Linked DNA regions of Mus musculus: region 1 is linked to region 2. A link is a loop called in an ENCODE intact Hi-C map of the cell type or tissue named here. Cell type or tissue: left cerebral cortex. All regions are shown on one strand. Links, peaks and the distances in the headings refer to the core of each region. The heading gives the core; the rest is flanking DNA. Region 1 overlaps Ptpn22 (protein tyrosine phosphatase, non-receptor type 22 (lymphoid)). Region 2 overlaps Hipk1 (homeodomain interacting protein kinase 1).

Region 1 (8,344 bases), core at 40-8,039, 130 kb before region 2:
AGATGGGCAGTAGTTCTGGGAAGAATTAGGGAGAAAAGTCAGGGTAAAATGATCAAAACATTTTTAATACATTCTTAAAGAATTAATAAAATGTAGTGTTAAGTATAAATCAATGTTTATTTAGCTTGCATGAGTTGATATAAACTAAATGACATATTTATTTTATAAAGAAAGATCCCAAATGAACAGCATAACTTTACATTTTAAGGAACTAGGTGCAGGGTGGAGGGGGGTGGACTAAAATCAATCTCAAACTTAGCAACAACCAGAAAATATTAATGATTAAAGCAGAGATAAGAGCTGGGCAGTGGTGGTGCACACCTTTGATCCCAGCACTTGGGAGGCAGAGGCAGGTAAATTTCTGAGTTGGAGGCCAGCCTGGGCTACACAGTGAGTTCCAGGACAGCCAGGGCTACACAGAGAAACCCTGTCTTGAAAAAAACCAAATAAATAAATAAAGCAGAGACAAATGAAGTAGAGAAAAGGAAAAATGGATAAGGTGAACAAAACTGATTAGACTTTAGCTACACTAAGGGAAAAAAATTCAAATTATAAATCAAAGGTAAAAATGTAGGAACTGGATAAGTAGTATTTTGGTAAGCACTTAAGCTCAATTCCCAGAATAGGCAAATAATAAACAAACAAACTTGGCAGGGTATAACACACCTGAAATCCCAGTACTAGAGAGCTGGAGACAGGACCCCTGGGGCTTCCTGGTAGCTAGCCTAGCATACTCAGTAACCTGAGGCCCAATGAGAGACTCTGTCTCAAAACAAGGTTTATGGCTTACTGAGGAGTGACACCTGAAGTTGACCTCTGACCTTCACAAGCCTACATGTGCTCACACACATTAACACACTCACACATCTACATATGCTCCTTCACACACAAGATGACAATGTGGAAATTACTAATGATCTGTTAAAATACTATAAACAACTGCATGGAATTACCACATATAGTACATACTAACAAATTGGATAACCTAGATAGAATGGTTCAGATCTTGGAGATACTTACCATATAAAAACTGGCTAAGGAGCAAATAATAAATCTAAGTAGAAATTAACTAGTAAGGCAATTGAATCAATAATGGAAACTAAAGAGTTCCTCCCCGGGTTCAATCCCCAGGACTGAGGTGGAAGGCAGATAGATAATTGTTGGCAAGCAACAGTTCAATGTTAGTAAGAATATAGGAAAACAGCACATGTATATACAGTTGGTGGAAGAATGAACTAGTATAGGTATTATGAAAAATCAAAGTGGTCCCTCAAAAAGTGAAAAACAGAACTACCATATAATTTTTCAGGATTTGTTTATTATAGGGAAGATGAAATTAATGGAGTGTGTTTATGTTTATTGTGGCATTATTCACACTGAACAAATTATGGAGTCAACCTAGGTATCCATCCATAGATGAGTAGATAGAGAAAATGTGGCATGTAGTCACAATGGAATATTATTACCCCCTTTAAAAAGAAGGAAATAATGGCCTGTGAGAGGGCCCGTGTTTAGACCCCCAGAAAGCTCATAAAAACTAAATATGATGGACCTATAACCCCAGTACTGAAGATGAGAACAGGTAGATATATCCAGGGGAGAGAGGGCTTGCTGGCTAGCCAGTCTAATAAAAAATAAAGAGTTGTAATTTCAGTGAGACACTCGTCTCAGAAACATAAGGTGGGAAAGCAATTGAGGAAGACATCTGATGTTAACCTCTAGCCCCTATGTGTATCTGCAGTGGTGAGCACACATGCACAAGTGCAGACTTATTACACATATACACATACACAGTGCTAGGTGCAGTCACACACACACACACACACACACACACACACACACACATGCACAGTGCCCAGCATGGTAATATAGGCTTATAATTTCAGCTTAGGAGGCTCAGTTCAAGGCCAGTCTGGACAACTTAACAAAACCCTGTCTCAAAACTTAGAGGTTGAAAAACAGAGCTTGTGATACATCTCAGTGCTAAAGCAGTTATCTGGCACTCACTCCCAGGCTCTATGTTCGATTCAGAGTATCATTCAAAAGTGATATTTTGTTACTCTTGACAACTTAGATGAACCTGGAGGACATTGCTCTGCGTTAAATAAGCTAAACACACAAAGGCAGAGTAGAGTGCTAGTGATCAGGGAGTAAGACAGAAATTTTGAGACAGTGTTGATCAACAGACACGAAATTTCAGCTAGATAAAAGGATTAAATTCAGGAGTTTTACTATAGAATACAATGACCACAGATAATAATGATGTATTATGTATTAATAAACTATATAGAATATAGATCTTAAGTTATAAGTAAATAAAATAATGAATAGGTTAATCATCTTGGTTTAGTCAGTCCACATGTATACATACCTTAAAACATCATAATGTGCTATATATATTGGTTTTACAGACAGGGTCTTTCTGAGTAGCCCTGACTGTCCTGGCACTCACTCTGTAGACCAGGCTGGCATTGAACTCACAAAATATTAAAATTGGCTTTGTTTTGATTTTTGTTCTTAGAGGCAGGGTCTGACATTCCAATTCAGCTGTGACTATACATAAATCTGGCAAATAATCTGAGAGCCTTTAACCAAAAACATATGGGTAAAAAAAAAAATATATATATATATATACACACACACATATATACACACACATATACATATAATTTAAACATTACCTCTCTTCCAAGGTGATTATCAGAGATAACATCCATGTGCCTCTTAAACAGCTCTAACACAGCACTGTAGACCAGTTCGTACTGTTCCTGGAGAGTATCACAAGCCAGCAGGCAAATGAAGAAAATCAGAACATCAGGTGAGTTACAGAAGCTTATTTCAAAGTGGAAACATCCATCACTAACAACATCCATCTATCACTAAACCCAGGAACGGTGGCTTATGTGTGTGGCCTATGGCGGATGTGTCCATACTGTTAGGCTATGAGGAACACTTATTCTACATCAACTGTGGCTAACACACAAGGATTTTATGGCATGCTTCTTTCCTATGCGAACTCTACTTTTTAACTTATCTTTAACCTCTCTGTTTTCTTTGCTAGCATTTTTTATTGTGTATGTTATCCTAGGTGCATTTTTTTGTAAGTCACCTCTATTTAGGAAAAAATTATCAAGTAGCGGTTAGTATATGAATTGATAGCTTCAATATGTATTCTCTAACTTGGCCTTCACAATTGCTCGATGAAGTAGGAAGGCTATTATACCTGCTTACATTTAGTTTGTCCAAGGCCATTCAGAAGTACTTCCTGGCATGTGGCTTAAAAAACAGAATTGTCTGACTTAGTTTAGTGTATTCAGATCAAGTTTCTGAAACTGTGTAGCAGCAAAGATACAAAAGAAAGGTAAACCACTGGATAAAGGTTGGAAATGAGCGGCTATAGTGATTCAATGCAGAGAAGTGGGACGCCTACTCTTACCATGTGCTACAAGGCTTATGGCTTTTTTACGTCACTTTGGCCTTTCCTTTTCCTAAAGCACTTCCTCAGAAACTTTACAACCCTACTTAAATAAAGCACATTTCAAAGATATTTTTAGCAAGAGAACAATGCAGCGTCTATATCACCCAGCGGAGTGTTGGAATGCTATTATTATTTTTTTAAAGACAGAAAAAGTAGCCAACCACTGTCATTTGCTCCCAGAATTCCAGCACTCAGGAAGCTAAGGCAGGAGGATTGCTGCAACTTCAAGGCCAGCCTAGTCCTCAGTGGTGAATTCTAAGCCAGATGGGGGTACGAAAGTCAGACCTCGTCAGAGAGAGAAAGAGAGGGGGAGACAGAGAGAGACAGAGAGAAACAGAGACAAAGTCTATGAATGAGAATGGGACTCAAACAGGAAGCACCATCTGGCTAGACTGCCATTTTGCAGTGTTGGAATAATCAGCTACAACCATTAGGTTCGTTTAACTAGTCATTAACAATGCTAGATATGAAAGTTTCTCCAGTTACTTTTGAATTCCTAAAACTAGGCCAGAGAGAGATGGGATTTTCTGAAACGGAGTATTGCCTGTAAATTTAATGTTGAAGTCCTATAACAAGGCTGGGTGCTTATTGCCGTGTCTGTGTATTTATAAACTCTGCCTTCCTTCCAAGCCAGCTAAGGCTTCCACTTCACATAAACTTTCCCCTCATAGGTTGAATATAGAAAACACCTACAGACAGCATATGAAAAATTATTTTTTCCATAACCTATTCATGGAAAACCTGTGTGGGCCAAACAGATGCTTTTGTATTAACAGCTCTTCAGTTTCCCCTTCATTCACAACTTGAACATTAAAACATCTAAACTGCCACTGTGAACTGCTTTATCTCTAAAGTTATATGCAAATTCCTTTATAAGGGACTTGAAGCACTTCAGGATCTCCCTACTTAGTATAACTCCTAGAAAAAAATACACAAAATGCCTTGCACATAATAAATATCAATGAAAGACTGAGTGAACGAGTGACTAAATTAAGTTCCATCTTAAAGATGTATAAATGTATACATTTGAGGGAAATTACTGATGTATAAATATGTATGAAACTAAGACTATAGCCAATGAGAGATTTGGGCTTAGAAGAAAAAGGAAGAATATTCCTAGTGCAGTCAACCTGCGTGGTCAATCTAGGGTGGGTTCAAAGTGGTATGACATAATGCCGGCTCGTTGTAGTTCTGGTTTTAGAGCGTGCCTGTAGACAAGGGAACTGCAGGGAAATGGTAGCAGTAGTGACCTCCATATGAGGCATATGCTTGTCCTGACTTCAGTTTTCATTGCTTCCTAACAGAAATTAAATCACCTCTTGAAGTAGAAATGACGGATCCCTGATTTTCTCTGGCTTCAGAGAAGGATTTGTAACTACAAATTTTCCAGTTACCTTACGATATTAGCTAGTTCTTTTTAATGAGTCAAATTCATTGGATTTTTTTTGTTGTTGTTCAATTTCCTTTGTAAGCAAGAAAAAGTATTATAGATGGTAAACTGTGAGGAATGAAAATAATCTGACCCAGGCCAAGGGCTACAGGAAACACTGGGATACTCAGAGAAAAATGCACAGTAGAGTGGCCTTGCTCACGTGTACTCTGCGGCTTTCGAAGGTCCCACCATAAACACAGACACCCAGCAAGGCTCAGACACTCATTGTCATCCACTCACCACAGTCCGTACCTGAGTTTGAACTAGCGAAGGCCTCTGTGTTCGCATCTCCTGAATCAAATTAAAAACACTGAAGTTCTTAGGAATTATCTGTCAAACCAAAGAGAAAAAATTTTTTTATCTTTTTGCTAACAAATCATGCCGCTTTCTCCTAGTCTTGTGCTCCTAGGATACCCACTCTTCTCATATAGAATAACACCAAGAAAAAATGTGTCCCCCTCTCTCCTTCCCTCCATGTATGTCTTTCTTTCTGACAGCAGTTCACATAGACCAAGCTAGCGTTAAACTTGGATGACTTTCAATTTGCTCCACCTACCAAGTGCTAGGATTACAGGCATCACCATTCGCATTTTCCAGATTTACATAGACAGATCAAACGTGGTAAATTGTTATCTAACCATTTTATCAACTGAACTATATTCCTAGCCCCAAGAATGCACTTCAAAATGTGTTTTATTTTATGTGTATGAATGTTTGCATATATATGCACGACTTTAGTGCCTGGTACCCACAAAGGGTAGAAGAGGGCATTAGATCCCTTGTACCCAGAGTTATTGATGATTGTAAACTGATATGAGGGTGCTGGGAACCAATGTCTGCAAGGGCAACAAGTGCCCTTGGAGCTGAGCTATGGCTCAGAGGTTAAGAATGCATTTTGAAAACCAATACAGTTATTTATCATTTTTGCCATGATTCGGAGCAGTGGTTCTCAACCTTCCTGACCCTTTAATACAGTTCCTCATGTGTGGTGACCCCCAACCACAAAGTTGCTACTTCATAACTACTGTAATTTTTCTATTATAAATTATAATATCTGGTTTTCTTAGGTTTTAAGTGATCCCTGTGAAAGGGTCATAAGACACTCGCCCCCCTCAGAGGTCCTGACCTGGCACAGGCTGAGAACTACTGATTTAGAAGCTGGTATTGTCTCTAGAAAAGGCTGATTGGTGTAATTCAGAACGATTTTACACAGGGTGATCAACTGTCTATACCACAAAGATAAGACTCAATAGATAAGTCATCTGAGGTTTTATAAAATAAAATAATTTAGAAAATCTAAAGCCCATATTTTAAACTTCTCATTTCCTAACAGATATTAAAAACTGATTTCTAGGGACGGGAGAGCACTGGCAGGTCCAGAGAACCCAGGTTCCATTTCTAACACTCACTTGGCAGCCTGTCTATAACTATAGTTCCAAGGGATCTGATGTCCTCTGCTGGCCTCTGTAGGCACTAAGCACACAAGAGTCATATAGACATACAGGCACATAAAATATCTAGACACATAAAAATGTGTTGTGCCTTTAATCACAGCACTTGGGAGGCAGAGGTAGGAGATGATATATATATATATATATATATATATATATATATATATATATGTGTGTGTGTGTGTGTGTATAGAGAGAGAGGGGGGGGGAAGAGAGAGGAAGAGAGAGAGAACGCGAGCGTTAGGGAGATGACTCAGTTGGTAAAGGGCCTGCTATGCAAGCACGAAGACCTGAGTTCAGAGCCCCAGCACTTACATAAAAGCCAGACAAGTCTGAATGTCTGAAACCCCAGTACTTAGAGAGACAAGTGCAACCCTGGAGCTCGCTGGCCAGCTAGCCTATCTGAATCAAGATTCAGTAGAGTCCCTGTCTCAAAAAATAAAATGGAAGACAATTGAGGGAGACCCCAGTATGGATCTCTGTCCTCCACGTGCACACCCACTGATATATACATATCCACCCTACACACACATACATGCACACAGCAGTGCAAACACACACACACACACATGCGCACACACACACTGATTTCAAGACAATAGCACAAACTTGATTTTGGTAAGTTAAATCCATCTGCTAGAGCAATTTGGATAAAGGAAGGGGAAACACGCAATTCATGGCAATAGTTCTCAAATGTTAGCATTTCCCAGAGTCACCCAGAGGGCTCGCTGGCTCACAACCCCTAAACTTTCTAGATTCATCGGTAGGCCAGAATTTTTATTTATATTTCTAACACATTCTCAGATAACCTTGGCCCTAGAGAATCACACTTTGTCATGTGTGGATCAAACATGTGGCCTTCTGCCACAAGGCAAGTACACTAATATTGAGCTATATGCCTCCCCCCTGGAACCACACTTTAGGAAGCACCAACTGAGGACCTAATTCAATTATATGACAGAGGAGATTTACAAGTGACCCACTTCATACGAAAAGATGAGTGGTGAAGATGCTCTGAAAAGTGGAACTTCTGCAGCCCAGATGCATGCAGTAAGAAAACAGGAAGTGTTTGCTGGGAAACTCACCCCATCTTTCAGCAGCATCCATGTATAATCAACAGCACAAATGACACCTGTCCTTCCGCAGCCGGCACTGAAACGGAAGATCACATAGCATGGGCACTTGCTGGCAGAGATAACGGACAATGGCTGGGAAATTCCATAGCAGATTTGAGGAGGGAGAAAATGAACCTTCAAATCCCACCATGTCCCAGAACATGTTTTGTCATGCCACAGTGGACCTCAGACACGTCTTGGCAGCTTTTCACAAGAATTCCCAGAACCAATGCTCATAAGTAACTTAAGAGAAAGTTTAGGTCCAGCAAATGTCTCAGTGAGTAATAACTCTTGATGTATTCACCTAAAGATCCAAGTTCAAACCCCAGAGCCCACACGGTGGAAGGAAACGATCTCCCCAAAGTTTGTCTGTGTCTCCACATGTAAGTTGTGACTCATACACATGGGTGCACATATGTGCATATAAACACACAATAATAATGAAAGATATTAGTTTAATGTACCAGTTGGATTTATAATAGATTGTTCCAACTACCGACTTTCTCTCTGAATTACATCCTAGCCAGACCCTCATTTGTTTCTGTTGTTGTGGCTGTTGTTGTTGTTCTTGTTCCCTGTAGAAGGTTCAGCCACAGCATCTTACCTGCAGTGAATGCATATAGGAACACAGTCATCTTCTTGGTAACAACGCATATCCCAGATGAGCTGAAGAATAGGGTCTATAGATGAAGGCACATCATGGTCTGGCCAATTCTTATAATGAAACTGGTAAATAATTCGAGTTTCCTATTAAAAAAAAAACAGAATAAGAGAAGAATTTGAGGATCCCACCTCATTCTCCCAAAAAATTAATCTGATTAAGTACTACCTCTGGCCTTTTTTTAAAAAAAAAAATCTCCTTTCTTCT
Region 2 (8,344 bases), core at 328-8,327:
TATATGTAATTTTCCTTATACGTAATATGTAGTTTTCTCTTATATTTAGACCCTGGATTTAAATATGCATTCTGTGACAGTGCATGAGTGAGTGAGTGAGTGAGTATGTGTGTGTGTGTGTGAGATAAAATCAGAAGGGGGATTGTGGTAGGGGAAGAAGAGATTTGTTTGTTTGTTTTTTGAGGCAAGGTTTCTCTGTGTAGCCCTGACTGTCCTGGAATTCACTCTAGACCTTAAACTTAGAAATCTGCCTGCCTCTGCCTCTGCCTCCCAAGTGCTGGGATTAAAGGCATGCACCACCACTGCCCAGCGGGGGAAGAGATCTTAAGGAAGGTGGAAATGGGCTAATGGAGAACTTGTAATTGGAAAGCAGAGGAGGGACTCTTAGTCCTTACTGCTGTGAGCAGACACCATGACCAAGGCAGTCCTTGTAAGATCAACATTTAATTGTGGAATATCATCAAGGTGTAAACATGGCAGTGTCCAGGCAGGCATGACACAGGCAGAGCTGAGAGTTATATATCTTATCTGCTGTCCTCTAAGAGAAGACTGAATTCCAGGCAGCTAGGAAGTGGGTCTGATAGCCCACACCCACAGTGACACACCTACACCTACAGGGTCACACCTTCAAATAGTGCCACTCCCTGGGCTGAGCATATACAATCCATCACAGGGACTAACTGGGAGAGGGAAGAGAACTGCCTGCCGGGAGTCCGGAGGAGCAGGACACTAGGAAAGGGAATGAATGAGACCAAGTGTCATGGCATGACTGAGGGTGCTATGATGAAACCCACTGCTCTGTAGACAAACTTGAAACCCTTAATTTTGAAAAAAGAGAAAGAGAAGCTTGGTGTCAATGTGGGAATAAACCAGGATCCAGGCTTCTCAGAGCATTTTATATAGAAGCAGGTAGCCTTTTTATCTTTTTACTTAAGTTACTTATTGATTGTGACTTTTGTTTGTTTGGTTTCTGACAGAGTCGGAGCAAGCGGAAGGAAATGAGGGTCTGGGGGAAACTGAGAGCTCCCCGGGAGGCCAGGAGAGCGGTAGCGGTGTAAGCCAGGGAGAGACCACAGGGGGAGCGCAGGAGCAGATTCACAATCCGTAAATGCAAATTTAGCCTAATTTACCAAATTATTTTCTATATATACCTCATAGGAGTAGATTCTATATTTTGGGTTGTCACAAACTGATCATCTATAGACTGTAGCAAATTAGCTATCCCTCTTCTCACCCTTTCTAAAGTAAGTTCTGTGGGAACAATTTTCAAATGTAAGAGTCCGAGATTCTCTGCCGATTCTCAGATGATACTGAGATAAAATAATAAAAGAACTTTTGAGTTCTTTACAGAACAAAATGTAAACTGAGACAGTACGGGAAATGTGGGAGAACTCACTTTGGTATAATTTGATAAATGTAAGCTTGGGAGTTGAGGGGGGGGGCGTGGATCTTCCAGTTTAAGAAGTCTAGATAACCTGAGCGCCTATAGAACAGATTTAAAGTGTTTGGATGAGAAGGGGTTTATAATAAAGTGGTAATGATGATACCTGAAGTCCATTATCATATGTGCCAGACAGTCCTTTACAGGTATCAGTTTATCCTTATGTATGGCTCTAGGAGGTGGGTCATGTCAACCCATTTTATAAATGACAAAACCTGCTTATGCCAAAAGGCCAAAAGTAATATAGTAATTTATGGTTGAACCATTAGAACCTAGGCAATGGGGTTATCGTCACGTATGTATTGAAATACTCCATACTGCCTTTTAGGATTAGTTGTATAAAGTTGCTGGTTACCCACCAACCTCAGCCATGAGCTGATTTTGTCCAACAGTCCGTGACTTCAGAGTATTCGCTCTTCTATATTCTTTTACAAAATGGCTTCACTTAAGAGTATCAGGCAGTGTTTACCTTCTTTTCACATTTCTGTAGTTCTCTATATTTAAAGTACTAAATTCAGAAAAATAAAACAAAAATAACTCCTGTTCTCTTAGGTCAGGATTCCAGGACAAATGAATGCCCTTTGGTAGTCTTGTTTTTATTTGTGGTAGAAAGAAGCAGCTAGTTGTAACTTAGCCACACTGCTGAGCAAATGCAGCAGTCTGGCATTCATAGGTCATTTCTGCAAATTCCTTTCCACACTTCTCCAGCTGAGCAGTGTGGTATCCATGTGCTCGGTTGTAGCTAGTCTGTAATCCTGTCCCCGTTTATTTTACCACTCTGGGAGCCATAGATAAGCTACTACAGTGAGCATTCCTCCTCCCAGTGTCTGCTTCATAAGTGCCTATAAGTTTTGGGAAGCTAATATACAATACCGTCCCAGAGTCAGTCATTGTCCAAAGACTGTAGACAAGAGTTTTGAATGGGTTAGCTTTCCTATTGGATAATAGTGCCACAGGCTGCATGGCTGACAACTTTTACATTTTAGTATCTTCAAATTTAATATCTTTAAATTTTAATTATCTCCAAAAGTTTTAAATCAGATTTTACTATTCCGTTTTTGAACTTGTCTAGAATACATTTTTTTTTTTAATCATAAAGTACTAACAGAAAATTGAAGGACTGACTGGAAATAGCAGTATTACGCTCATGTGGCACTCTATAGGAATGCTCAGAGTAGGCCAGGAAGAGTGGCACACACCTGTAGTCTCAGCATTTGGAAGACCAAAACAGGAAGATCGCAGAGTCGTACCAGTTGGGGCTCTGCTAGAGTGAGGGAAGAGACAGAACGGGAGTAGGATTGCCCATAGCTTAGGAGTCTTCTAATTAACATGCCGTGTCTTCACTTAGCAGAATTGCAGGCATTAGCAGACAGGAGGGAGGCTGGACAGAAATGTGAAGTCTGGTGAGAGGGCTGGCAGGAGGGTAGGAACATAGAAATCTTCCTGGGCTCTATAGACTTGACCAGATGAACTGTGTGGGGCCCTTTCCCCCAGAGCAAGACAATGCCATTTACAGGAAGTGTTGTTTATGCTAGAAGCACAATCAGGTGAGATAAGTAAGACAGCGCTGGTATTCGAGTGATGCTCAGTTCTCTGTTCTTGATAGATTTCACTGTGAAAGCTCGCTCTTCCTCACCCATTCCCCTAGTGAACTGCAAGGTAAATGTGACTTAAGAGTGGAGGTTGTCTGGCTTTTGCTTGTACTGATAATGGGGATGAAATAAGTATTTTAACAGTAAGAGTTTATATTCCCTTAAGCCAGCCTTCCCTGCATTAAATGCCTTCCACTAATTTAACTTGAAGGGAATAGCCTCCTTTTCTTAACTGTGGTATCTTTTGTGAGTGGAAAGGCTTTGTCTTAACTGTCTAGAATTAAACCTGAGCAGTGAAGAAAACACACAGTAATGACCCAGCATCTGTTCAGACCCAGCAGAGACGTTTCACTGTCATGTTTTCTTCACCAGCTGGACTACAAGCAACAACAAAGCATTCTGGATTCCCTGTGAGGATGGATAATGCTGTGCCAATTGTACCCCAGGCGCCTGCTGCTCAGCCGCTGCAGATCCAGTCAGGAGTACTCACACAGGTAAAAGCCGGAGCAGCACTATTGAGAAACAAATATTTTGTCCTGAAAAAAAAAAAAAAAGTGGTATTTGCTTTGACTATAAGATCTTTCTTGCTCATGATTCAGACGTCTTAAAATGAAATATCTCTAAGAAAGCAGAATATTTATTCCTGTCCTTTACAACTCTCCCATTGTCTCTTTAGACTTGTAGAGATGGCGCTCTGTACATTGAGAAATGTCATGAGAGTACAGAGTTTTCCAGATGATCGAGAAACTGAGGTCATAGACAAAATCATGAAGGATGTGTATAGTATACAACATTACACTTTGAATTCCATGTGTAAATGTTTGTGCTCCACAACAAACCAGAAATTCTGAAATCCAAAAACTTATTTTGTGAGTAGAAGGAAGATTTCTTCATAAGTGAAATGCCTGTGTTCTATAGGATGTTCTGAATCTGGTTCAAGACCTAGACCTATAGCTTATACCTAAGATTCCTATATCTCTTTTTACCTGATATCATTGACTTTTGGCGTAGTGGGCTAAAGCCACTCACGGCTGAAAAGGAAAGGTTGTGTTTGGCATGTGCGTTTAGGTGGTAGGAAATTAGCTCATTGTCAGTTATAACTTGGGGGGATGCAAACCCGTCTGAACCCAGATAACCTGCCTCGGTGTTCATTCACTCACCTGCCTGATCTACATTTCAGGGAAGCTGTACACCACTAATGGTAGCAACTCTCCACCCTCAAGTAGCCACCATCACGCCGCAGTATGCGGTGCCCTTTACCCTGAGCTGCGCAGCAGGCCGGCCGGCGCTGGTTGAACAGACTGCTGCTGTACTGGTAATTCCCTCACTTGATTGTGTTACTAACGGAGTTTCTTTGGTTTCTTTCTTTTTTTATTTTTTCCTGTTTGTTTTTGTTCTGTTCTTCTGGTTTTCTCATTCAAAAAACAAAACCAAAAAACCTAGCTTAGTCTTTGCAGAGGGCATGGAAGCATGTGCCATCTTGTGGCTGTGTCCTTGCTACATCTTTAATGTCTCATTGTTTCCTCCCCAACATTTGCTGAAGCACTGTTTGACTCTGAGGATCTGTGAGGTTCTTCTTTGCAAGCCTGGTGTGGTTAAAGCTCTCTGTGTAGCCGCAGGCAAGCTTCAGCACTCCACCTGTTTTCTACCCTCTCTTACCCTGGTCTTATGAGATGGGAGCAAATGAACAGCCTTCCATGTGGCCCTGCCACAGGAATCCAGATGCCAAAACTTGAACTCCCTGTCAAGCTAGCTGCTCCTTTTTGTTATTGTAATCTCCTAATACTTTCGTGTGTATGGAAATGTTTAAAATGGCCTTAACGTATGGCTTTCTCATCCCGTGAACTTCCTTCTGTGACTGTCTGAAGATAGTGCTTTTGCCATTCATGATCAGTGGCACCTTTCATCTTCCATGTAAGGGTGTTCCCATTAAATACACTTAGAGCATTCTGCTCATCAGAAATTAAAAGTGGACCTATTTGTAGGGATTGTTCTGACAAATTATGTTACAAATAAATTGCAGTACAAAGATGGAAATATGGCTGACAAACTTGCAAGCACAGTATCTTTGTTTAGAAGTCCCAAGGAGAGAGTCAGCTCAGATAGCTGAGTGGTGGGTGTGTCCAGCTCAGAGATGGAAACAAGACAGCTGGCTTTGCAGTGTATTCTAGGATTTGTAACCTCCAGAGTGATTTAGGCTGTGTTTTGTTTTGGTTTATTTTGGTGAATTAGAATTATCTCAAATCCAGCATTTCATTATTTGACATTTAAAATTAGGTAAGCCCCTGCAAACCTAAATGATACTTTTGAATCTCCTGGTATTTATCTTTCGCAGTGGATTTAAATTTCTGTTACCTCTCAAGTGTTCATGAATGGAAACGCTTTCTGAAACATACTTGCATGGAGCTTGTTTGGTTTGCAGTTGTGTCACCTGTGGGTTGTTTCTCATAAGCATCAAACCTGAGTGCCAGGGAGTCAGACACAATTCCAGCCCACCTTTTAATTTGCTCACTTATAATAGTTTTGAGATTGGAAATGTCAGTTGACCTTTCACCTTTGCTGCTCTTCTTAAGTTTGCTCTAGCCATTTGTTAAGCTTTGCATATTTTTGTTCTTCCTCTGTCAAAACAGTTCGTCGCTTGGAACGCCAGATTTCTGCCTCCCATTGGAATGTTATTTCTTGCTCTGTATTAAACTACACGCTTTGTCTTGCGCAGGTGTTGGCTTATGGAAAGACGCATGGTGTGACTTAACATCTCTTATTTTCTGTTCTGTTCTGTTTTGTTTTAAATTCTGCCTATGGTAGCAGACGTGTTTGCAGTTTCTCTGCTCAGAAGGCTTCTTGTTTGGAACCAGTATTTGTAACAAGTGGATCTGTTACTTGCAGAAATATTTTTGAAACTGTTTTGATGGGCTTGCAATTTGAAATTCATGAAACAGAGCCATATGGTACCCTAGTAGGTGAATTGCACCACGGAACTCAGATTTAAAAAGGAAACTTGCTGTTATATGTGTTTTCAGAAAGTGCCAGTTTCTATATGAAGTACAGAAAATGAATTTTTTACTCAGTCTATCCTAAGCACCATCATTGTCTCTTAAAAACTAGAAGTACTCTATTTTCCTATAGTGATTAGTTTGGTGTTAAAATTCTACTAATGATACATAAAACATATGTTTTGAGCAACCTTTAAAAACAATGTGGTGCTTTAAAAATTATTTAGAAAAATTTTTGTTCATTGACTTAATTTTTAATTCTATCATATAGCTAAAAGTAATGTTTTTAGCTGTCTTTTGCTGATATCAGCTTATTTACCAAAGCATTTAGTATTTGGTCATCCATGTCTGCTATATTTTATTGGTTGAATTGATCTGTTGTCTTACCTGATTGGCATTCAAATTTTAGAATTTCTGTTTTCTAAGCCAGTCTTCATTGGCTTTTGTGAAAAGAATATTATTTCACTAGGGTTTCCTTGAGCCTCCAGGTTCCTTTTCTTGACAGCACAGAGACCCATACCTGCAGGGACCTTTGTTTCTTAGTACCCTGCTTGCGGGTCAGGTTCTGCTGGTCGCCAAAGCATGCCAGCAGCCCCTTTCCCTTTCACTGCTCTGGCAGCCACCAGTAAGCCCTCTGCATTGCCTCTCTCTCTTTTTTAATCTCTGCAAGTTAACAATCTACAAACATTTTTTTTTTAAGATACAACTTTTTCTTTCATCTGAAAAACAAAATAAAAAGCTACGAATGAGTCAAGTCTGGATCTTTTATGTGTTTCCTTGCAGCAAGCCTGGCCTGGAGGAACCCAACAAATTCTCCTGCCTTCAGCCTGGCAGCAGCTGCCCGGGGTAGCTCTGCACAACTCTGTCCAGCCTGCTGCAGTGATTCCAGAGGCCATGGGGAGCAGCCAACAGCTAGCTGACTGGAGGCAAGCACAAGCTACCCGCCCTCTCCCTCTGCACATGAGTGGTGGGAGCCTAGAAAGGAGGAGTACTTGGTATGAAGAGGCTAGGAAGAAAGGAAATTTATTATGTTTGAAGGCCTTTGAGAAAATGAATCATCATTCTAGAAAAAGAGTCATAAGAAAAATAGCAGATATTTTTGAAATATAAGGTTCTGTGATCAGGAATCATGAACTTCATATGTAAACAGGCCTTACCTGATTGGAAAGGACACAGTGAGATCTTAAAGCCTTACAATCCCAGCGCCTGACTGTAAAAAGTAAAACATAGCGGTGGTTAAATGGCTTTAATACCCATTTGGTCCAGCATGTTAGTGGTTCAGGGAGTCACTCTTCTGTTTCTTTATGTTGGTACAGGAATGCCCACTCTCATGGCAACCAGTACAGCACTATTATGCAGCAGCCATCTTTGCTGACCAACCATGTGACCTTGGCCACTGCTCAGCCTCTGAATGTTGGTGTTGCCCATGTTGTCAGACAACAACAGTCTAGTTCCCTCCCTTCAAAGAAGAATAAGCAGTCTGCTCCAGTTTCATCCAAGTAAGTCTATGTTAGGTCCTGCGCTTAACATGGAGAGTTACGTGGTCTGGCATTGGTTGTCATAGTATAGGTATTTTAGTATGAAGTAGCAAGTACCTGCCAAGTTGAGCATGAGCTGATCTTTTCATTTGGGCCGCGTGTTCTCGATATAATCATCTTTTGTGTCTCCTGTCACTTTAGGTCCAGGCCACTTTTATAATGTTTTAATTTTTGTTGTATTTACTATTTGTGTGATGTGAAGTAAAGTGAGTGATTTTTGTGTGGTTGTGTGTGTGTGTGTGTGTGTGTGTGTGTGTGTATGTGTGTGTGTGTGGTGAATATGCCTTGGCAGATATATGTAGGTCAGAGGGCAATGTCCAAGAGTCAGTTCTCTCCTACCATATTAGTCCCTGGGATTGAACTCAGGCTATCAGGTTAGGGTGGGAAGCACTGAGCCTTCTGGCTAGAAATGTTTTCATTTTCCTTCCTACTTTTTATAGAGTAAAACGTAACCTGGGGACAGAGGTGCATAAACATACAAATTTTTATCTTTGGAAATATGTTCTTATTGGAATAGTAGCCAGAATCATTAGGTTTTTTATTAGAACTTTTATAGTTAAATGTATTATTGATTAGGTAAAGAAGAACCAGAAAGCAATTAGAAAGTCAGAGGAAGGGATGTGCAGTCGGAATGGTGGGCCAAGGCCTGCTAGTCTTAACTTGTGAACTTTCCCACAGATCCTCTCTGGAAGTCCTGCCTTCTCAAGTTTATTCTCTGGTTGGGAGTAGTCCTCTTCGTACCACATCTTCTTATAATTCCCTAGTTCCTGTCCAAGACCA

What was found. Peaks named below come from ENCODE experiments on the same cell type or tissue, not always from the same donor. Only the 100,000 strongest peaks of a DNase experiment are listed, where the experiment ranks them.
Region 1: a loop joins it to region 2, with 3 times the contacts of the local background. A loop is called at or near these places in 5 of 42 quality-filtered maps.

Annotation. Positions count from the first base shown.
Region 1 is chr3:103,876,474-103,884,817 of GRCm38, reverse strand. It overlaps Ptpn22 (protein tyrosine phosphatase, non-receptor type 22 (lymphoid)), which reads right to left. Exons shown (of 21, transcript NM_008979.2): 8 at 8,081-8,223; 9 at 7,447-7,513; 10 at 5,163-5,240; 11 at 2,682-2,768. Among named protein-coding and RNA genes, the nearest start is that of Ptpn22, 20 kb to the right of the region's middle. In left cerebral cortex, for the core only: no CTCF peak of the experiment used is centred there; a DNase peak (open chromatin) is centred at 4,147.
Region 2 is chr3:103,749,384-103,757,727 of GRCm38, reverse strand. It overlaps Hipk1 (homeodomain interacting protein kinase 1), which reads left to right. Exons shown (of 16, transcript NM_010432.2): 9 at 3,406-3,527; 10 at 4,214-4,348; 11 at 6,810-6,952; 12 at 7,343-7,525; 13 at 8,243-8,344. Among named protein-coding and RNA genes, the nearest start is that of Olfml3, 16 kb to the right of the region's middle. In left cerebral cortex, for the core only: a CTCF peak has its summit at 4,514 (motif pointing left); a DNase peak (open chromatin) is centred at 5,945.